2 separate regions of the Homo sapiens genome follow, and region 1 is linked to region 2. The links are chromatin loops, found by intact Hi-C in ENCODE. Cell type or tissue: heart left ventricle. All regions are shown on one strand.

Evidence for each region. A loop is a pair of places that touch in the nucleus more often than their neighbours do. Peaks named below come from ENCODE experiments on the same cell type or tissue, not always from the same donor. Only the 100,000 strongest peaks of a DNase experiment are listed, where the experiment ranks them.
Region 1: it touches region 2 in a loop (5-fold over the local background); 9 of 110 quality-filtered maps call a loop at or near these places.

Annotation. Positions count from the first base shown.
Region 1 is chr15:81,397,116-81,405,115 of GRCh38, reverse strand. All of the region lies in intron 6 of TMC3-AS1 (TMC3 antisense RNA 1), which reads right to left. Among named protein-coding and RNA genes, the nearest start is that of TMC3, 27 kb to the right of the region's middle. In heart left ventricle, a CTCF peak has its summit at 4,274 (motif pointing right); no DNase peak of the experiment used is centred here.
Region 2 is chr15:81,151,520-81,159,519 of GRCh38, reverse strand. No RefSeq gene overlaps it. Among named protein-coding and RNA genes, the nearest start is that of CFAP161, 21 kb to the right of the region's middle. In heart left ventricle, CTCF peaks have their summits at 3,509 and 3,710 (motif pointing left); no DNase peak of the experiment used is centred here.

The DNA of each region.
Region 1 (8,000 bases), 250 kb before region 2:
AGTATCTGCATAAATTATTTGAAATTCTTCTGCACTGGAGATTTGGCTATTCTTCTCCATTTATTTATTTATGCAGTCATTTTGTTTATATCAGTGTAGACCCATCAATATTTATTTTATATATTGGGTTATAATTCAGTACCACTTTGTTTATTTTGTTGCACAGCTTGTTCTGCCTTTGGCCATTGGGAGCTTTCTGTCAGTTCCTGTATCCTTGGCATAGGCCCATCAGTGTCAGTTTTTCTGTGCATTTCCTTATTACTAGCATTGCAAGATGTTTCTCCTCCATCCTTAGAATCATCCATTGCTCCAAGGAGCCCTCATTCCTTCTATCAGAGAATGGTATTAGAAACCAGGATCTGAGTTCTAACTTTACTTGCTACTACTTGGGTGTCATTTATTACCTCTAGTTCCTCTCAGCTGACAAAATAGAGAAATACATGTATACACGTATCTATATAACCCATGTACAGATACATCTATAAATATTCATGTACTATTTATATATTAAGCTAAATATGAGTTTATACAGATGTCTCCCACTCTAATCAATTACCCATGGATTATTCTAGCCTCCTCCCTTTGCTCGTCTGTAACTTCCCACTCCAACAGTGAGGAGCCTGGCTCCCACCCTCCATTACACTTCACTACCTCTTCATTTTTTACACTAAAATACATCAACTTTAGGGTGAAAATTACCAAGCTTATTTTAGAAAAACTCATTTGGCTCACCAAAGAGATGCTATACCTTATTTTTCACAAACCCTTGAAAGATTTCACAATGCCATTTTGAAAAACTTTGTAACAGAACACAATGGGACTGGTGGGTGAATGGATCAATGTTTATCAATACAATCTAATTTTCAGATGCTCATTCTTTTATTTCTTTAGTTCTTCTAAAAGAATGAAGACAACAATGTGACAGCATTTCAGCTGGTGACATCATTTCTCTTGTATCTTCATTTCTCTCAGCATATACAGATCAACCTCTGTCTTCACAGGTGCTCTATTTATTATTTACATCTAGTGTATTTTTCTGATTTGTAGTATATTCATTAAATTTTTAATCACTAACCACCTGCTTCAATGAGTCATTTTTGATATGCTTTCTTGTAAATTGGTATTATAACACTTCACGTCTTATTGTTTTTGTTTTGTTTTGTTTTGTTTTGTTTTGAGACGGAGTTTCTCTCTGTTGCCCAGGCTAGAGTGCAGTGGTGCGATCTTGGCTCACTGCAACCTCTGCCTCCCTGGTTCAAGTGATTCTCCTGCCTCAGCCTCCCCAGTAGCTAGGACTGGGCCACCCACCATGCCCAGCTAATTTTTTTTTTTTTTTTTTTTTTTTTTTTTTTTTTTTAGTAGAGACGAGGTTTCACCATGTTGTCCAGGATGGTCTCGATCTCTTGACCTCGTGATCCACCCCCGCCCCCACCCCCCGTCTCCCAAAGTGCTGGGATTACAGGCATGAGCCACTGCGCCCAGCCAACACTTCACATTTTAAAATCAACTTTACCAAGGTCTCACTTACATATGATAAAATGCATTCATTCGAAGTGTATCGTTTAATGAGTTTTGGCAAGCTACATCCATGGAACTACCAACATAATCAATATAAGAAAATAATTGCTGCATCCCCAAAAGTTCCCAGGGTCATGAGCCTGTTTACAATCAAGCCTTCCCAAGCCCTGATTATTGTCACCATAGATTAGTTTCCACGCAGCAATTTAAGAACAAGAATCACAACTAATAGAATACAAGTGACATTGGAAAATTTTCACAAGACTCTGTTAGCTGAATGACAGCTGAAACAAATTTACCAACGCAGTTCTTGGAGCACATTTACAACTTTTATGATATAATCATTAAAATGCAGTGGAATTTAAAAAGTATAATTAATATTACATTTCAAATTTATAAAACATGTGTAAATAGGATTGTTTCATCATTTTTATCTCCAAAACTGCCTAACCATATGTGGACTACTTGATATACCATAAGCAATGTGTATAGCACATTTTGCAAAACATAATTCTAGGAGGCCCTTGGCTTTAAAAAGTCAATGGCATTGACTTTTCTAATTAAATATATGATAATGTCAGGGGGTGGGGGAGCAGGCAACTTAGGCACACATCTGGCTTTTTCTAGGGAGAAGCCATAACATTCAACAAATAGATGTCAAGGTTTTTTGAGAATTGTATAGGAGAGTTAGTCTAGTACAATTAATCTCAATCTTCAGTGTAGTTAATAAGTCTTTCTTCTAGGCATATGCTTGGATTTTATCCCTGGACAGCATGGTTCAGTAGGTGACAGGGCCCAAGGATCTGAATCCTAAATGAACATCCCAGGTGACCCTGCTGCAAGTGTTCCACTGACATCACATTGAGAAATACTACTTTAGACCTCTCAATCTGAAAAATCTGATTCCATGCATTTCAGTCATGACTTTCCTATAACTGGAAATACTGTATCTGATGCAAGATGATGATGTGTCAGGGAGTTTCTGACAGGCATTTTCGCATTTGAGGAGACATTGAACTCACTGATCTTTAAAACCCTTTCACTTTGAATAATTTGTGCATTCATTGTCATATAGCTTGTAAGCATCCCTTACCTTGGAGCACTGTGTGCCTGGAGAGAAACGAGGTGACACATGGAGACACTACTTTCCTCCCCCAAAACAATATGTCACTCTTCTAGTGAGAACTAGAAGAGGGTTTTGTTTTTCAGGACAGCAATGAGGGAAGAGGGTTCTCTTTCAGGCACACCCAGGACCGAGTCAAAAGCTGAGGGAATGAACCACAGCAGATGATGAACTGACTGCCATTGCATGGAAGCAGGTCCCAAGAGAACCCAGCTTTGAACCCATGAAGTTATGGCAGCTTCCAAAAGCCACGTGCAGAGAGGGTGATCTCATGTTCTTATGAGGTGGCTGTACTGAGTAGAAGCCATAGAGAATTGGCCAAAGAAAAACATGTCACAAATAATTACAGTAGCTCTCCAACAAGAGTTGTACAGTGGTACTTCAAGAAAAGACAAGAAAATTGGAAAATATAGTTTGTAAAAGGTTTACTGTTTCCTTCATAAGAAGCCTGAAATATCTTTAAGATGTGCTGTCTTCTAGAAAACATCTACAATGAACAGAAAAGATCAAGGACATCCAATACTTCCCCACAATGATATCCTCAGGCTATTCCATTTAAAACATTTTCCTTAGAGTCAACATACTTCTGGAACAATGTACAGTGAATTTAATTTTATTAGCAAAATAATAAAACAAAGCATATTCTGGACAATAATCAATACTCTGAAATTATATTACTTTAGTTAGTTTTCCCTTTTAAATTATTTTTTCCACTTCAATTTAAAAAATGTCTCCAAGTAATTCATGCGCATAATTTAAAAAGTCAAATAGAACCACAAGGCTTACAAGCAAACAAACAAACAAAAAGGGCTGTAATCTTTTGGCCTTCTTTTTGCTACCTCCAGAATAGCTGATATGAAAACTTTTTCCACAACTACGGGGGTGGAGGGTAGAGGCTCCTGAGCTGGTCTGAATTTGTTCAAGTGCCCTTTCCTGAGCAGATCACTGAAGTCAGGGGGATGATAACAGTTATGAGCTTTTGCCAGTTGGAGCCCCTGGAACTGGAGAAAAGTCAGTCTCTATCACACCTCACAGCTGCTACCAACGATCTCACCAATGATAGTGGTGGAAGGGGCGCTGGACAGACTACTGTGTTCCTGGAAACACTTTCCCCAGCCCCCTTCACTTTCTCCCAGTGGTAGACTAATAATGGTCTCCAAAGATATCCAGATCCTAATCTCTGGAAACTGCGGATGTTATATGGTAAAAGTGATTAAATTAAAAATTCTTGAGATGGGAGTATTCTGGATCACCTAGGTGTCCTTATAAGAGTGAGGCAGAGAGAGATTTGACAGATAAGAATGAGGCAATGTGAGGGCTGAAGCAAGATGCTACATTGCTGGCTTTGAAGAAGGAGGAAGGGGCCACAAGCCAAGGAATGCAAGTCTGGAAAAGATAAGACAGGCCCTCTCTTTAGTAAAAGAATGAATAAATATATTTGCACAGTTCGTTGTCCAAGTTTAAATTCCTTTCCAAATGGCTGCGAATGAACCTGTCCTGCTGCATTTGCATTAAGAAGATGTGTTTCTGTTTCTCACAGAAGCTATTGACCTAATCTACGCTGCTCCACTAAATTGACTTGGATCTTGACGTTCATAATGTTGAGTGACTGCAGAACTTAATTTAGCCACAAGATGGAGACTTCATCCTAGTCCTGGAAAACATCTCAGCACCTGGGGTTTCTGTAAGTAAAATTCCAGAATGAAATACCTTAATTAATTTATCGTCCAGCCTCTGATCCCACGTACAAGATGAAGAACCTGAGTTCCAGAGAGATCACAGAATTAGTTTTCAAAGGAGTCAAATCTAGAAGTTTGTTTCCTAATTCCCATTCTGATGTTCTTCAGCAAGCATCACTTTTGCTTCCTATGTCTTTTTCTGATATGCTATTTCTCTTATTTTCTGAGAATTACACTTACTCATGTAAAGGGTTTTTTTTTTTGTTTTCTTCTCTCCCTGTTGCTATGTTTCAGGCAGATAACTTATTTAAAATCATTTCACATTGCTGTCTACATTGGCCTACGCATTGCTAACCTCAGGAGAAAACTCAATTCAAACTAAATAATATCCACCTGTAGCTACCACAAAATGTTCAGCTGGGGCCTTGGGGTGTTTGGGTGAATCAAACATGGTCTTCACCTTCCAGGAGCTCTAAGTTAAATGGATGAGGAAGAGAAGCAAATGAGATGATTGCCTTAAGAGAGGTATACTACTCTTTCTATTAGCAGAGAAGAGGAGGGTATCCCATCCAACTGGAAACCGGAGATCCTTGGGAAGGAGATGACGTTTAGGATAGACCATGAAGGTCAGATGAGATAGTATAAGCCATAAATAGGGTAAAGGAGTATGTAGATGACAGACAGCTTGGACAAATTATGCAGCCAGGAAAGGAAGCAGAAATTTGGGAAGTAGGAATTCTGTTAATCAGGATATGCTCTGTTCTGCAGTTGTAACAGATTACTCCAAATGGTCAGTGGCTTAACAAAGGCTTATTTGTTACACATGGTCATGTCTAACAAGTGTCGGCAGAGCTTTATTCCATACAGTCACTCAGGGACCCAGGCTGAGTAGGAACCATCATCCTGAAACTCCATTATCTGGCTCACACAACTTAAGTTGCCATAGTAGAGGAAAGAAAACTAAAATATTGTTCATAAATTTTTCACTGCTTCTGTCAGAAGGGGCATGTATCACTCGCACACATATATTATTGGCCAGAACTTGTCGCATGGCTCTAACTCAACACAAGCCTGGACTATTTGGTGCATGTTACTTTCTCTGCCACAAGAGTATTCCAAAATTGACTGTAATTCAGAATATTTATAAGGCAGGAGCTTGGATCTTAACGTAGAAAGCCTTTCAAGTTTTGGTGAAAGGCTAACAATTTGCCCCAACTCTGAGAGTATCAGAACTCTGTTTTAATATAAAGAACATTACATGTTTACCAATGAGCCAAGCTTTCCCAAAAGTCAAGTAGAGGGAGCAAAGCTTTGCTATTACTGTGCATAAGATTTTTTATTAATTCTGCAAAGGGGCCACTGGCAAGAACAGATTCTAAGGACCTCTCGTAGCTCCAGGCTACATCAAGGCAATCAGATCTGGGAGTTGCCAGTGTCAATATAACAAAGGAAATACATTCCTGGGCATGGTGATAGAGAGTGGGAGGTAGATTCACAGATATCTTCCAGTGTTTCACGTCTGAGAACCTTCCAAAATAGTTGTCTTTCTCCTACTTTGACATCTAATGAAGAAAAGCATTCAGATGATCACCACAACTTTAAGAGAGTCACCCTTGATTTGTGTGATAATGTGAAACTTACTAAGCAGCTGAAGGAATTGGGTAATTCTGTGTTACGACACTGGAGCCGTAAATCCGACCAACCCCATTAAATACTTAGGAGTCTGTTTACTATCTGTCTCTATTTATTACCTGGCTTCCCCCCATGACATTGCAGAGAAATAAAGTGCAAACAAGAACTACACCAGAAGAAGGCAGGTACAGAAAGCTTTGTTACCTCCTACTGAAATGAACTAAATTTGTTTGCAGGCCAAACTGTGCTAGAAAACTTTTGAAAGCATTGCAGTTTGACTAAGGAAAAGGTCTGAAGTCTTTCCAACTGTCCCAAGATATTTCTCAAATTATCGCTAATGGAATCAGATTATTTGGGAAATATTAATCTATGCATATTCAGACTCAGATACTGAGCTAAGGAATTCAAATAGTTAGTATTCCTACATGGATTTGGTTAGTGATAAGGTACAGATCCAGGCATGTTCTGGGTGTCACATTGCCCAGGTCATGCCAGGGCTATGGAGAGGACAAACAGGTGTCTGGAAAGGGACATATTTCTCAGGCGGACAGGAGCCTAGTTAGAGCAGGGCTGGCTAAACAGTATAAACCAAAGGCGGGCCAAACTCATTCAGGAGTTTGGCATAGACTTGGAGAAATTCAAACCAAGTAGTTCCTTATAGGACAAAGGTGGCAGCATCATTCAGTCTCTTTAACAAGGTAACAAGGTTACTCAACACCTCCTCATTGTTGGGAAGGATGGGGTAGGGGTAAAGGGCTGAGTAGTAGGGCCAACATGCAGGAAAATGACGAGAGCATAACTTTTCTTTCTGGTCTTGAAGGTAACGTCTTCACAGGATGGGATTCCCTGAAAGCTGCCATTATTATCTCCAGGTTTCCCTCCTATCCATCCATTGCTGCTGAGTAGGGCAACGCCTGGGACCAGTTAATTATCACAGGAGAAGATCTTTCCAAATCAGGGATTGTAAAGGTGGAGGGGAAAATTCTCCCTTCAGTATTCTAAGATGAATCTCTTCAAGCCCAAGATGGCAGCAGTTGTCTTCTTAGTGCAGCCTTGCTCAATTCACTTATCACTGGGTCTCGGAGTCTCAAAAGTAAAAAAGGGCTGTGCACATTACACACACACACGCGCGCGCACATACACACACTCTTTAGCATCATATAATGTCATCACTGGTATCCTGGAGTCTTTACTGCTTACCTGTACCCTCTTTCCTCCACAAGGTCAATGAAACATCAATCATCCAATGCAGAACCAGAAAAGAAAGGCTGCAGGTACTTGACGGTTACATTGAAAAGCTGAATGGCAGGAAGATGGGCAACTGGTTTAAGTTTAAGATAGAGAGTTGAGATGTCCTGCCTTTAGATATCAGGAGCTGGGGAGATTATAGAAGGAAGGGACAAGGTAGATAATAGACAATAAGAACCAAAGATCTGCAGCAATGAAGGGAGCAGGCATCATGAGTCACCATCATCTTAGAGTCCAATTGTATTTCTTTTTGCCATCATGGGGAAACCAAAAGTAGAAAGTGGTCACCACTGTTTTTAAATTGTCCAGAGAAAATAACATTTTTCTGTGCTGTGATAATTCACTCAAGCCTCCATCCAACCCAGACCATGCGGACATCCTCCATTCTGTGGTCCAGGATACATTTCAGCTCTGCCAGAAACACAGGATGGTCCCTGACCTCCTACAGAATTGTGAGTCTTTGAAGGAAAGACTTTCCTCCAAGGAAATAATTATGGAACAGGTAGAATTTATGGGGCGCATGGAGAACCCTGTAGATGTCTACTAAATATGTTGCATATATCGGTGAATTTCATATCTGTAACAGGACAAGAACTATCCTGCCCAACTATATAAGGTTGTTGTGAAGTTCACATGTGCTGTATATGATTGTCTGGATGTATCATATGCCTGTTCATTTTCTCCAGGTTACATCTTTCTGTGAGATCTAGGAATTGGTGCAGACAGGAAGGTAGAGAAAGGAAGAATAATAATAGTCTATCTGTTCTGCCTTTTTCCTTTCCTTTCCATCTTCAACACAT
Region 2 (8,000 bases):
CCTGCTGATTGGTAGAGCCCAGTGGTCTGTTTTGACAGGGTGCTGATTGGTGCGTTTACAATCCCTGAGCTAGACGCAGAGGTGCTCCACGTCCCCACTAGATTAACTAGATACAGAGTGTGGACACAAAGGTTCTCCAAGGCCCCACCAGAGAAGCTAGATACAGAGTGTCGATTGGTGCATTCACAAACCCTGAGCTAGACACAGGGTACTGATTGGTGTGTTTACAAACCTTGAGCTAGATACAGAGTGCCGATTGGTGTATTCACAATCCCTGAGCTAGACATAAAGGTTCTCCAAGGCCCCACCAGAGTAGCTAGACACAGAGTGTCCATTGGTGCATTCACAAACCCTGAGCTAGACACAGGGTGCTGATTGGTGTGTTTACAAACCTTGAGCTAGACATAAAGATTCTCCACGTCCCCACCAGACTCAGGAGCCCAGCTGGCTTCACCCAGTGGATCCCGCACCGGGGCTGCAGGTGGAGCTGCCTGCCAGTCCCGCGCCGTGCGCCGGCACTCCTCAGTCCTTGGGTGGTCAATGGGACTGGGCACCGTGGAGCAGGCGGCGGTGCTCATCGGGGAGGCTCGGGCCGCACAGGAGCCCACGGGGGGTGTGGGAGGCTCAGAATGGCGGGCTGCAGGTCCCGAGCCCTGCCCCGCGGGAAGGCAGCTAAGGCCCGGCAAGAAATCGAGCGCAGCACCGGTGGGCTGGCACTGCTGGGGGACCCAGTACACCCTCCACAGCCGCTGGCCCGGGCGCTAAGCCCTTCATTGCCCGGGGCCGGCAGGGCCGGCCGGCTGCTCCGAGTGCGGGGCCCGCCAAGCCCACGCCCACCCGGAACTCCAGCTGGCCCGCAAGCGCCACGCGCAGCCCCGGTTCCCGCTCGCGCGTCTCCCTCCACACCTCCCTGCAAGCTGAGGGAGCCGGCTCCGGCCTTGGCCAGCCCAGAAAAGGGCTCCCACAGTGCAGCGGTGGGCTGAAGGGCTCCTCAAGTGCTGCCAAAGTGGGAGCCCAGGCAGAGAAAGCGCCGAGAGCAAGCAAGCGAGGGCTGTGAGGACTGCCAGCACACTGTCACCTCTCAGCGTGAACCTGGGAGCTTGCAGTGAGCCGAGATCGCGCCACTGCACTCCAGCCTGGGCGAAAGAGCGAGACTCCATCTCAAAAAAAAAAAAAAAAAAAATTTAATTGACAAATAGTGTATACATTCAAAGTATACAACATTATGATTTGATATAAATATACACTGTGTAAGTTTCCCTGAGGGCAGGAAAACTTATCCCAAGTTGTGTCACCAGGGTTAAAATACCATCATTAGCATAGCTAACATTTATTGAGCACGTACTATGTGCCAGACACTCTTCTAAGCACTCTTTTTCATGCATTAACCAATGTAATTCTCATATAACCTGTAAGCCAGGTACCATCATTATCTGAGTTTTTACGGAAGCAGAAACTGAGTCATGGAGAGGTTAACTTACCCAATGATACACAGTTGGTAAGTAGGAGAGCCAGGCACTCTGAATCTGGAGCCAGAACACTTCACCTGTAACTTAACCTCTCAGGCAGAAATCCTTCATGAATTTTTGTTGGCTAGAATTGAATCAGTAAGATTGGAGATTGAGCAATACTGTAGTGTATCATGGGGAGTGACCCTAGGAGTGCTCAATCAAACCAAATAGCACATCTCTTATCACCCACGTGGATCTGTACATGAGATCCCTAGAAGTTGTTAATCGTATAAAGTTTGTATCCTCTGAACAATATCTTCCCATTTCCCTCACCTCCCAGTCCCTGGGAACCACCATTCTACTCTCTGCTTCTGGGAGTTTGACTCTTTCAGATTCCACATGTGAGTGAGATCATGCAGTATTTATGTTTCTGTGTCTGGCTTATTTCACTTAATGTCCTCCAGATTCACCCATGCCTTCACAAACAACTGCGGTCCCACCATAGACTCATAGCAGGGATGGGGGGATGCCCAGCTCCCAGGCTTCCTCCACAGTCCTCACCACTGCTCCCTGCTCCCCAAGACTGGATGGTACCTGAGCTGAGCAGTTCCCCTGGCACCTTGCCTCCTTCCCTCCCACTCACTCAGACATGGTTCTGCAGAACGTTCTCCCTGCAGACATGGCTCTTCCTGTCACCTTTGGATGGTACATTTGAAGCAGGTCTCAACATGGAACTTGAGGGCACACCTAGGGTCACTCCCCATGATACACTACAGTATTGCTCAATCTCCAATCTTACTGATTCAATTCTAGCCAACAAAAATTCATGAAGGATTTCTGCCTGAGAGGTTAAGTTACGGGTGAAGTGTTCTGGCCCCAGATTCAGAGTGGCTGGCTCTCCTACTTACCAGCTGTGCAACACTGGGTAAGTTAATCTCTCCATGTCTCAGTTTCTACTCCAGTAAAACTCAGATAATGATGGTACCTGGCTTACAGGTTATACGTGAGAATTACATTGGTTAATGCATGAAAAAGAATGCTTAGAAGAGTGTCTGGCACATAGTACGTGCTCAATAAATGTTAGCTATGCTAATGATGGTATTTTAACCCTGGAGACATAACTTGGGATAAGTTTTCCTGCCCTCAGGGAGCTTATGGTCAAGCATGGTAGACAGAGGTAAACACACCATACAATTCAGAGTGACAAGTGCTGTAAGAGAGGAAGTACTAACTCATGTGCTCCACTGGACAAATCAGTCCACCTCTCCAAGCTTTCATTTACCTGTAAAATGAGGGAGAAGGAAGAACTAGCATTTAGCAGTATGAGCCAAGCCCTGGGCTGAACATGGGGGATGCGGATATTAAAATCATATGTGTATACCCACAGCATCTGTATTTGAGGGGCTCATAGTTAAGTGGAAGAGAGACAAATATTTAAAAATTAGAATGCAGCAATGCAAGGCAGAGATACATACAAGAGACCCAAGCAGTCTTGACAATTATTATTCTTATTGACGTAGTTCTAGACAGGATGCTCAGTGCTTAACCACACAACTCCACTTAATCTGCACAGGAAGCCTGAGAGATGGGTAATATTTTAGCCCTCTTTTTAACCTATGAAGGAATGGAGGCCCAAAGTGGTGCAATGACTTTCCAAAGACATGCAGCTGGGAAGCGAACAGTGTCCACACTGAGTTGTCTGATCCCAGAGCCAGCACTCAGAACCATGATCTCCTCCTGCTTCTCTCAAATACGTTGTCTCGTTCTATTTAATCTTCTAAACAACTCTGAGAGGGAGCTAGTAATCCTATAGAGAAAACTGAGGCTTCACGAGGGCAAAGTGGCTTAGCTGAGGATGGTAAGTAGCAGCGAGGGCTTTGAAATCACTATTCGGCACATCATGCAGGACCCCTGGACCTGGGGTTTAGGGTACAATTTCTTGGAGGGACCTCCAGGCTCCAGATGCAATGTTTATAAAAAGTCCCAAAGGGGCTGTAGGCTAACCTGAACTTCCTTTGTCGCAAACCCTAGGAATGCTGTTTTATTCAGGTTTTACACGTGCCTAATACACGGTTTTCTTTATAAAGTCAAAAAACATTGAATTCATACTCTGACCACAGTGTTTTTATGGTTTTTCCCCTCTTAGAATGTACATTTTGAAAACTGAAAACCCCCTCGTATTTTGCAATAAGCTCAATATTTGAGCAACTGCAAGTGTTGACTTGTTAGCATTATTAACATTGACATCTCGTGGCCACTTTGGAAAACTGCAAGATCAAATTGGCAGGACAGAAACCAGGCCTCCTTCCAGGTTGCAAAACCTCTTCAAGGTTCATCAGTCTCGACTTCTCAGCAGACACTGTCACCAGAGGGGGATCTGTTCAGAATTTGCCTCTGTCTAACCCCTGGGTTTAGGTGGGTCCCTTCTCCTATCTGGGCCTATCTTCCTCACCTGTAAAATGACCGGGGAAGCCAAATCAGCTGGTCCTTGTAGGTTCTGACACTCTATGGTTCTGTCATTGCCATCCAATCAGATGAAAGGAAAATGGTATCTCATTGCTGTCTTCATTTGAACATGTTTTGAAATGTTTATTGGATCCTCGAATTACTTCTTTTAGAGTTGCCAGTTTAAGCCTTTGCCTTATTTTTCTAATGGGGTGTTTACAGTTTTATCTTGCATTTGTAGGAGTTCCTTATATATTAACCAATTGACTTCTCTGCGACATCATCTCCCCATAGGAATTGAACCCAGTAATTTAGCCAGGCTCTCCTTACGCCAAGTCTTCAAGATAACTGAATTTATATTGAATTATTATCAAATATAGAAATACTTATAAATAGTTGTAGTTCTTTTTTTTTTTTTTCTTTTGAGACAGGATCTTGCTCTGTTGCCCAAGGTGGAGTTCAGTGTCATTACCATAGCTCACTGTAACCTCTAACTTCTGGGCACAAGTGATCCTCCCACCTCAGCCTCCCAAGTAGCTAGGACTACAGGCATGTGCCGCCACACCTGGCTAATTTTTTTTAATTTTTTGTAAAGATGGGTTCTATGTTGCACAGACTGATTTCAAATTCCCAAAGTACTAGGAGTACAGGCATGAGCTACACCGGGGCCTACACAGTTGCTCTTAAAAACAAAGCTATTTTCTTTTGAAACAGCTACAGACAAATAAGGAGACGTTGAGTGTATTTACTAATGGAAAAAACAGTGTCTCTATTATTTTTTGCCTTTGAAGGGATATTGGGGAAAAAAATCTGCCAAAACCCATTAATCAGACTTCAGCTTTGTTCTCCTCAGGTTTAAGCCTTTGGGGGCTTTCACCAACTGTAATTTCAGACTCACAAATGACCTCCTTCAATTACCTCATACCCCTCACTCCCAGACTAACCTTCCTTTCCTGTCCTATCTCTCCCTTGCTCAAAAATATGTGGTGGCTCCCAAATGCTCCATATATTAATATAGACTGCCACACTCTGACCCCTCTACCTCCTTCAATGTCTCATCTCCCTTCTGACCCTCTCTGCAGTGGAAGCCTTAAAGGTAGGAACACATTTACTCCCCACTGGATCCCCAGTGTCTACCTCAAGACCTGGTATAAAATAGTCAATGATGTCTGCTGGATCTGGTTGAATGCAAAAATGTCTACTGTATATGGGAAAGGAGTCGAGTCCTCCTCCAGGTATGGAACCAAATGTGATAAAGATGAACTCACTTACTGACTGGGATGTACACATATTAAATTCATAGGAAGGTGGAGGGGGAGCAACAGAGGCCCTTTCACACGTGGGCACCTGCTTTTGCGTAGCTAACATATCCAGTCCTCTCAGAAGCCCTCAAAGGTGAAGTTCTTGGAGCTAGGACATGGAGAACCCTAGCCACTGGGCTCGTTGGTTTCTTCCTTGCTCCCGCTGGCAGGATGCTAAAGGTGCTCTTCAATCCCAAAGTTGTATTTGCTATCAGTTACCCAAGACTTAGGTGAGTGTGATAGAGACAAACAGCCTAGCAGATGACAGCACTGTAGGTGGGTTGCAGCTATATCCACACCAAAACAACCTCCACTCAGGGACCAGACATTCCCAGATGACTGCTTGTCACCTTTCCTGTGCACCTGTTTTTCCTACTGGGTTTGAATCTCAGGGAGAGGCATGTGCCCCAAATCTGAGTGTCCACCTTCTCCTTCTCTCCTGGCCTTATACCCACCAAGCTATAGAGTCCTGTCTCTCTCTTCCTGGCCTCTCTCTAACCCATGCCCTTTTCCCAGTGCTTCCTGACACTGCCTTAGTTCAAAGCCGCATCAGTTCCTCCTCCCGTGCCTCCATAATCATCTTTTTAAAGTAAAATCATGACACTTTCCTCCTCAAAGCCTTTCACAGGCTGACCATCACCTTCAAGATCAAATTCAAGTTCGATAATTGATACATGAAGCCAAGAGTGATATTCAAAATAGTTAACCACCTCTATAGTTTTTCTTGAGTATCACTGGATATTAGCCAAATAAAACAAACTCCAGGCACCATGGTGGGGTAGGGTCTTGCAGGCCCCACCATTGGGCTGAACATTAACCCTTTAGTTGCTGGTTGTAGGGAAATCCAAGGGTCTCCAGGGAGGTGCCAGGGTTACAGGGGGCACTTTAGGGGCTTGAGTCAGTAGCTATTTTCCAACCAGGTTGGAGACATTATCGTATTTTAACAGCCAGTATAGCCATGCTGAGTGTACCAGCACACAGCCCATTTTGAATGTCTCTTGCCAGTCCCCACTTCTCCCCAGGAGAGGTGTTGGCCCTTTGCAAACGCAGTCTCCTTTGCCTGGAATGCTCTTCCCATGTGTGTCCTTTCCAGCTCAAGTGTCATCTGAAGGCAGGCTTCCCTGGACTCCAGGTATAAGTAATGCGGTCCTTCTACTGGGATTTCAGCATGGCCTGTGCGTAATCACACAGATGGTCTCCTCTTCCCTCTCTCTTGCATTTGCAGAGTCCTTACCTTGTTCCTTACTGTCAAACAATTCATAAACATTTGTTCAATTGAAAGAAAGTGAACCTTAGAGCTGGGAGGAGCCCATTGTCCATGACTCAGGACAAAGCTGTGCAGGCATCGTTGCAGCAAGTGACTCAGTGGCATTTTCTGTATAATGAATGACTGCACACAGCACGCAGGATGCTCTCCACAATTTGTGATTGTGCACCCTTCCCAATAAGCAATCCTTTTGGGTATTTGCTACACACATACATTTATATGTAATTCTATTAATAAATTTTACTCATGCCCATTAAGCTAAAATGTCATGTACATTTAAAAACATTTTGTCTCAAAAAAAGAAAAAAAACTAATATTTTGTCAATTTTACACAATGAAGTGTAAAAATAAAAAGATAAACTTTTTTAAAGGTAAAAAATAAAAACTATTTTGGATCGTATAAAGCACACACACATTAATGCACTTTAAAGGATAAAATAATGATATACGCAGAGTTCTAAACTCTTCTTTTCACATCTCAATGAGCATCTCTGTGCCCCACACTGGAGGTCGCTGCAGAGGTGCTGTGTGCCAAAGTCACTGTACACAGGTCCATACAGCGGCTGCATCCTGGAGAGCCAGTCTCCCCCTGCCAATATTCTAAGTTTCCATCAAAGTCCAGCTCAGATGCTAAAAGCAGATTATTAATATATCTGGAAGTCATGTTAGAGACCACATATTCTAATCTCTATAGGACACAAAAAAAGGAAAGAAAGAAAAGGAAGGAGAGAGAGAGAGAGAGAGAGATAAATACCCATTTTACAGCATCCTTTATAAATGGCAAATAAAAAACAGCTAGAAGTAGGTCTAGACTATTGGTCCTTAAATAGCAGACCCCTCCCAGGGACATTTAGCAATGTTTAGAGACGCTTTGTGTTGTCATGAGTGGAGGGGTGCTACTTCATCTAGTGAGCAGAGGCCAGGGATGCTGGCAAACATCTTATAATGCACAGGAAAGCAACCACAACAAAGAATTAGAAAAAAAATTAGATTAGAAGGCCCTTGTCCAGAAGAAGGGATAGAAGAATCTGACTTGGTCCTGCCCCAGCTCTGCTGTTTAGGAGCTGTGTCCCTGAACAAATCTCTAAGCCTGGCTCCTCTGTAAAAGTTACGGATCCATTCATCTGTTGATTCATTCATTCATTCACTTAACAGATATTTCCCAGGAAATGGAGATAAACAGCAAAGAACAAGACCTGGTCTAACCCCAGAGAGTAGTGAAAATTAAATAAGAAAATGAGTATAAAAGCCCTTTATAATTTTGAGGTGCACAACAGACCCAAGGTAGAAATACTGATTTGTAAATAACACGAGGTGATGCATGTAGGTGCTCACTTTCTAGTTATTTATTGTCTTTCTTCTATTCTGAGAAGTACAGACTTCTCTTTTCCATCTTTTAACGTCTCTGAACTCTGTCTGTGTACATTAAAATGAAGTGCTTCACAATCACCGTCAGCCAGGCGGCAGTCACGCCCCCAGCAGTCACTGTAGTCAGTCACTGATTACCTGAGTGCGAACTTGGTCGGTGGCACTAAT